Regions from separate parts of the Mus musculus genome. Here region 1 is linked to region 2. Evidence: chromatin loops called from intact Hi-C (ENCODE). Cell type or tissue: left cerebral cortex. All regions are shown on one strand. Links, peaks and the distances in the headings refer to the core of each region. The heading gives the core; the rest is flanking DNA.

Evidence for each region. Hi-C counts contacts between places; a loop is a spot of excess contacts. Peaks named below come from ENCODE experiments on the same cell type or tissue, not always from the same donor. Only the 100,000 strongest peaks of a DNase experiment are listed, where the experiment ranks them.
Region 1: it touches region 2 in a loop (8-fold over the local background); 6 of 42 quality-filtered maps call a loop at or near these places.

The regions. Positions count from the first base shown.
Region 1 is chr7:18,210,087-18,213,005 of GRCm38, forward strand. No RefSeq gene overlaps it. Among named protein-coding and RNA genes, the nearest start is that of Mill1, 34 kb to the right of the region's middle. In left cerebral cortex, for the core only: a CTCF peak has its summit at 1,040 (motif pointing right); a DNase peak (open chromatin) is centred at 1,061.
Region 2 is chr7:18,678,539-18,681,457 of GRCm38, forward strand. It overlaps Psg20 (pregnancy-specific glycoprotein 20), which reads right to left. Exons shown (of 6, transcript NM_054058.1): 5 at 2,287-2,637. Among named protein-coding and RNA genes, the nearest start is that of Psg20, 6.0 kb to the right of the region's middle. In left cerebral cortex, for the core only: a CTCF peak has its summit at 1,496; a DNase peak (open chromatin) is centred at 1,472.

The DNA.
Region 1 (2,919 bases), core at 90-2,589, 470 kb before region 2:
TCTGGCTTATTTTGTTTGGCATAATATCATCAATATTTATCATATCCAACCAAGACCAGGATGTCTATGTCTGAGTAGTATTCTGCATACCAACTGGCCACACTTCACTTCTCCATCCTTCCACTGATGAACACTTGGGTCACTTCCACTTTGGACATTGCTCTTTTCAGTTGTATTTGCCATATGTCCACAATTGCAACTGCTGAGTCACATGATAATTCTATTAACCTTTCAGAAAAATTGCTACATTGTTTTCAGAGCTGCTGAGTATTGTTGCATTCATAGTATCAAGGGGCATGCATGGTTTCAACTTTTACAACTTTTTTCAATTGAATTTTTTGCATAAACAATTCCAGTTGAGTCTAAAGTCCTGGACCTTTGTTTTCCCTGGGATCAGTAGGTTGGATATTTTTTTTCTCATATTGATTATTGATCACTTGTGTGTAGTCATTGTATAAATATCTATTTGGGTCTTTGTCTAATTTGATATTAGAATGCTTCTTTTGATGATTTTAGGTGCTATCTTCTGGGCATTAATTTCTTACATGATTTTTTTTTTTTTGGTTTTTTGAGACAGGGTTTCTCTGTATAGCCCTGGCTGTCCTGGAACTCACTTTGTAGACCATGCTGGCCTCAAACTCAGAAATCCGCCTGCCTCTGCCTCTCGAGTGCTGGGATTAAAGGCGTGAGCCACCACACCCGGCTTTGATTTTTATTTTTGAAATAAGGCCTCACTATGTAGCCCTGGCTGGACTGGAACTTGCTATGTAAACCAGGCTGGCCTCCAACTCACAGAAATTGATCTGCTGAGATTAAAAGGTGGCCACTGTGCCAGACCTTTAACTAATCTTTAATTTGTATGTATTCTTTCCCATCCTGTGGATTATCTTTCTAAACACGCGTGTTTTATACCGTGTTATCATAAAGTTTAAAGCATGTGTTCTTATACCTAAAGTAAAAATACTATTATCACCTTTGCATTAAAAACAGCACAACCACCCTGCCTAGAGTTTTTGAGTCGCATTCCAGAAACTTGTCGCTAGATGGCACTAAAACACTGATCAGAGAATGCGATAACTTCCAGCAAGCAACTACAAGACAGAATGCATATGCACTACAAGGACAGTGATTTGGCTAAAAGGATATTAATATTGTTGCTTTACTGTCATCTCTATTCCGTTTGGACATGACCATTACGGAGCTGTCGCTGCAGGACAGCTGAGTTAGAGGCTGTGCAGGGACCTCCATTAATAGATAGGGATCTTGCACCTGGGGCACGAGTTGCTGTGTCTGTTGTGTTTCTCTCTCTCTCTCTCTCTCTCTCTCTCTCTCTCTCTCTCTCTCTCTCTCTCTCTTGTTATTTTATTTATTTTATATTTCAAATATTATCCCCCTCCGTGTCTCCCCTCTGACAACCCTTACCCCCTCTGAAAATCCCATACCCCCTCCCTCACATTTGCCTCTAGAGAGTGCTCCTCCACCCACCCACTCCCACCTCACCGCTCTAACATCCTCCTTATGCTTGGGCATCAAGCCTCCAGTGTGTGTGTGTGTGTGTGTGTGTGTGTGTGTGTGTGTAGCAAAATTTCTCTGTTGATATGTGGGAGAGGTTAAATAGGAAGAGGGACTGGAAGGAGTGAAGGGAGGATATCAACTGTGGTTGATATGTAATATATGAAAGAAGAATAGAAGTTAAAAAATAAACTTGAGCCTTCCTCACTGAGATCTGTCCAAACAAGGTGAAGAGAAGAGGGTGGGGAGGAATAACTGTATATTCAGGAGCCACTCAGAGAAGAATGAATCAAGGTCCTTAAGCAAGAGGATTCTGTCTGTCTTCTGGTCTGTACCAGCTCTGAGACACCTTGGGCATGAACTCTGTGGATGGTCCCATGGTCCCCAGAGGACTCTCCACCCTTTAGGCATCCTAGCATGCCCAGAATCTTAGGATCATTGGTAAGTGGAACATAACATCCATCCAACACAATTGAGAGTGCCTGGGGTCAGCAGGAGCAGGACACAGGAGCCCTGCCCAACCAACAGCTCGGGTTCCTTATGGTCGACAATGTTCTACCTTGGTTTCAAACTCAGCAGACAGCCCCACAGTCCCCAGAGGAGGTACCATTTCCAGGGGCTCTAACTCGGGCAGGATCCCAGGAGATTGGTCACACCAGGATCTCAGGGTCTCAGAGGAAACTTGACTGCCAATAACTCTGACACACCCAGAATCACAGGATCACAGAGAAAGCTGGACTCTTAGGAGTTCTGACTCAACTGAGATTAGAGAAAGGACAGGTTTCAATCAGATATATTGAGGGCAGGGAGCACTTGAGATAAGCAGATGGCTGGAGGCAAGCATAAGAACAGAATCGACAGAAACCAAAGATACCTGGCATCATCAGAACCCAACTTTCCCACCATAGCAAGTCCTAAATACACCATAACACCAGAAAAACAAGATGTGGATCTAAAGTCAAAGAGACTTTAGTCACTTTGAAGAGAGAAGTTCATGATGACATGGAGGACTATAAGAAAGACATAAATAACTCCCTTAAAGAAATACAGGAGAACACAGGTAAACAGGTACAAGACCTAAAAGTCCTTTAAAGAGTTACAGGAAGACACTACCAAACAGATCAAGGACTTGAACAAAACCATCCAGTATCTAAAAATGGAAGTAGAAACAATAAAGAAATCACAAAGGGAGACAAGTCTGGAGACAGAACACCTAGGAAAGAAGTCAGGAGCCATAGATGCAAGCATCACCAACAGAATACAAGAAATAAAAGAGAGAATCGCAGATGCAGAAGATACCATAGAAAACATCGACACAACAAAGAAAATGTCAAATGCAAAAAGATCCTAACTAAAAACATCCAGGAAATCCAGGACAAAATAAGAAGGACAAAGATAAGGATAATA
Region 2 (2,919 bases), core at 241-2,740:
TGTTGCTTCCTCTGTGGGGAACTCTATCCTCATGTGTCTCCACCCTCACTGTCCTCACAAGGTTGCTCTCCCTCAAAAAGTGTGGGTTGCAGGCAAGAGATCTCTCACTTCTTCTTCTAGAGACCCCAGGGTTTTTATTTTTACCTCCCAACCTCCATTCTGGTCCAGTCAGCACCTGACTTCACTTTGAGATTGCCTTCCTGATCTGTCTTCCAGCCCATTACACCTAGGGCCTTGTTAGAAAAAAATCTAATTTAATATTTCAAGAAAGTCCACTACCTACACAGCCTCAAATGCCTGTGGGTAGATAGACAGATGTCCAAAGATCTTGCATGTCCAGGTGCTAATGAAATTCTCATATTTGGACCTACTGACACTGGTTAAACCTCCAGCACACATTACCATGTGGATGTGTATGCAGTGTGTGTGCAGGTGCAGGTGGACAGCATCATAAGTGTAAGCTTACAGACAGATCATAGCACCTAGATGGAGGTCAGAGGTCAACTTGAGTGATCCTTTCTCATCCTTCTGCCTTAGGAGATTCCAGCAAGTCTCTGAGCTCCCCTCCTCCCACACAGTGAGGCACTGCCCTCCTCACCAGTGAGCGGAAGACAATACCACGGCATTGCAGAGAAGTACACAGTGGGCCAACGTGATTGCAGCAGCTGCACTGCCCTCCCTCTGTAGAGAACAGCATTTGCTCCAGCACTGCCCATGAGCTCTGCAGTCTTCCTCCCTCTGAGCTCAGCCTCTGCCCAGGCAGGACCTTCCCAGGGTTTTGCTGTGGGCTGTCAGAAATGGGGTCAAACACAAGGCTGATAATCATCTCTGCACCCTGGGGCAGCAACAGCTCACCACAGGACTGCCCTTGCTGTGTTCTCACAATGTGTCCTTTACAGCACAGGATCCTAAGCTGCCCTTTGTCCTCAATGCCTTGTAATGTGCTCCCTGCAGGAAGTTGACACAAATGCCTGTAAGGACTAGGAAGGGACCTGCTGACTGATGTCTAGGAAAGGGACAGACCCATGCTCACTGGAATCATCAGTCAGGGTGCATTGTCATGAGACCCAGGAGCAATTGTGTGGGGACTTTCCTTTGGCTGTGAAGGAGGAGGTCACCTAGACCCTAGAGAGAGGACAGTGGCCCCATAAACCTAAGGAGAGTTTCAGAGGGACTCTCAGCATCCTGTGCTACCTGAGCATCACCTAGGGTCTGCTCATGTCCTTCCTTTGAGGCAGCTGTCCTCTGTCTAGGTGATTCACAATGGGATTTCCCAGGAATAGCTGGGATTCTCTGACAGAGTAATGTGCGTAGTAGGTCTGAAAGACTGCACAAAAGAACTCGAAGTCTATAGGGTCAGGGATGGAGCCAGGCTACACCCTAAGTGCATGGTTCCTAAAATTGCTTTTCTGAGTTTTCTGCCATTCTGAGCATGGCAAGAGCCTCAGGAGACTGGGCCAACTCTGAGGTCTTAGGCTGAGTTACTGCACCATCTAGTGTGCAGGAACAGAATTGCACCTCATTCTGGGTGCTCTCCAGTTAGCAAATCTGAAACTTTTTGCCTGCAGGCAAGAATTACAGGAGGTGGGCATCAGAGGACAAACACTTCCCTAAAGGACCTGAGTCCTTTGTCCATCACCTTGAAGATCCTGACCTTCCTTTGTAGTCTCATAATGCCATCCAAACAGCTAGTAATGCCCTGCGAAACTAGATTGTCATGTCCAGCTATGCATTCCTGGGTGAGTCTCTGATGATGATGTCCAGGATAAATATCATAACTGTGGCTCTAATGACAGTGCAATGGATAGTGACATATGCAATGACAGCCTTGTACGATGTCAGCTGTAGCAGGAATCCAAAGCCAACCAATGACAAAAACATTTCCCAGTGACACCTGGAGACTAACCATCACAGAGATTTGTAGCCAGGGTTTCCTGGTGCTCTGTGTGGGGACTCATGGCTTCCTCACCTAGGGCTTATCTGACACACATGGAGTCTATATCAGGGATATGGGCATAATAAGAGGCCCAAGGGTCAAGGCTGAGTCTGACATTCTTGGGCTGAGTTTACCCAGCACAGGATGGGTAACTCTGCATGAAAAGACAGGTGAGAGGTTCTTATCTAATGCTGTTGGACCACCCCATGTGTGCCCTGCACTAAGTGTCCAAATGCCATTGTGAAGACACAATGCAGTGGTGGAGAGAGCAGGAACAGCCCAGTCCTCAGTGTGAATGTATGAAGTAAAGTAAGCCACACCCAGAAGTGGGAAGCCATAGAGTCACTTACTGTGGACGTTGACTTGTGCATGCACTGTTTCAACTTTCACATGGCTGTCTATTGTTAATAGTGTGTAGAAGCCAGTGTCTTTCTCAGTCACATCCTGGAGCAGCAGGGATCCATTAGTGTACCCTGTCTCTCTTCTGCTGTGTGCGTAGCCACTGAAAATGGACTTCATCGCTTTGCTGTATTCTACAATTCTAAAGTATGGAGTGCTATCCACACCTTTGTACCAGGAAAAGGTTTGCACATCTTCTGGCAGATTATGGACCTGGAGAAGAACACTTCCCCCTTCAGCAGCATGACATGTCACTGGATCAATCCTGAGTCGGGCAGAGTCAGGAGGGTCACAGCACGGGGCTGGAAAGGAAAGGAGAAGTCATCACATAGATCATTGTGCCTGGTGAAAAGACATCGACCTGCATCCTGACAAGATGGATTCTTCACTGAGCATGGACGTACAGGCATGGGTGTGTATATCCCACCTGGTGGAAGTCAGCAACAGCCCTCAGTGCCACAGAATCTGTCATTTCCTCTGCATGGAGCTCTCTCCTTGGTGTCTCCATGGCTGCCCCTCACTGCCCTGCGTCAGACACTGCACACACTCATGCACACTGGGCTTTGAGATGGTGCCTCCCTCTG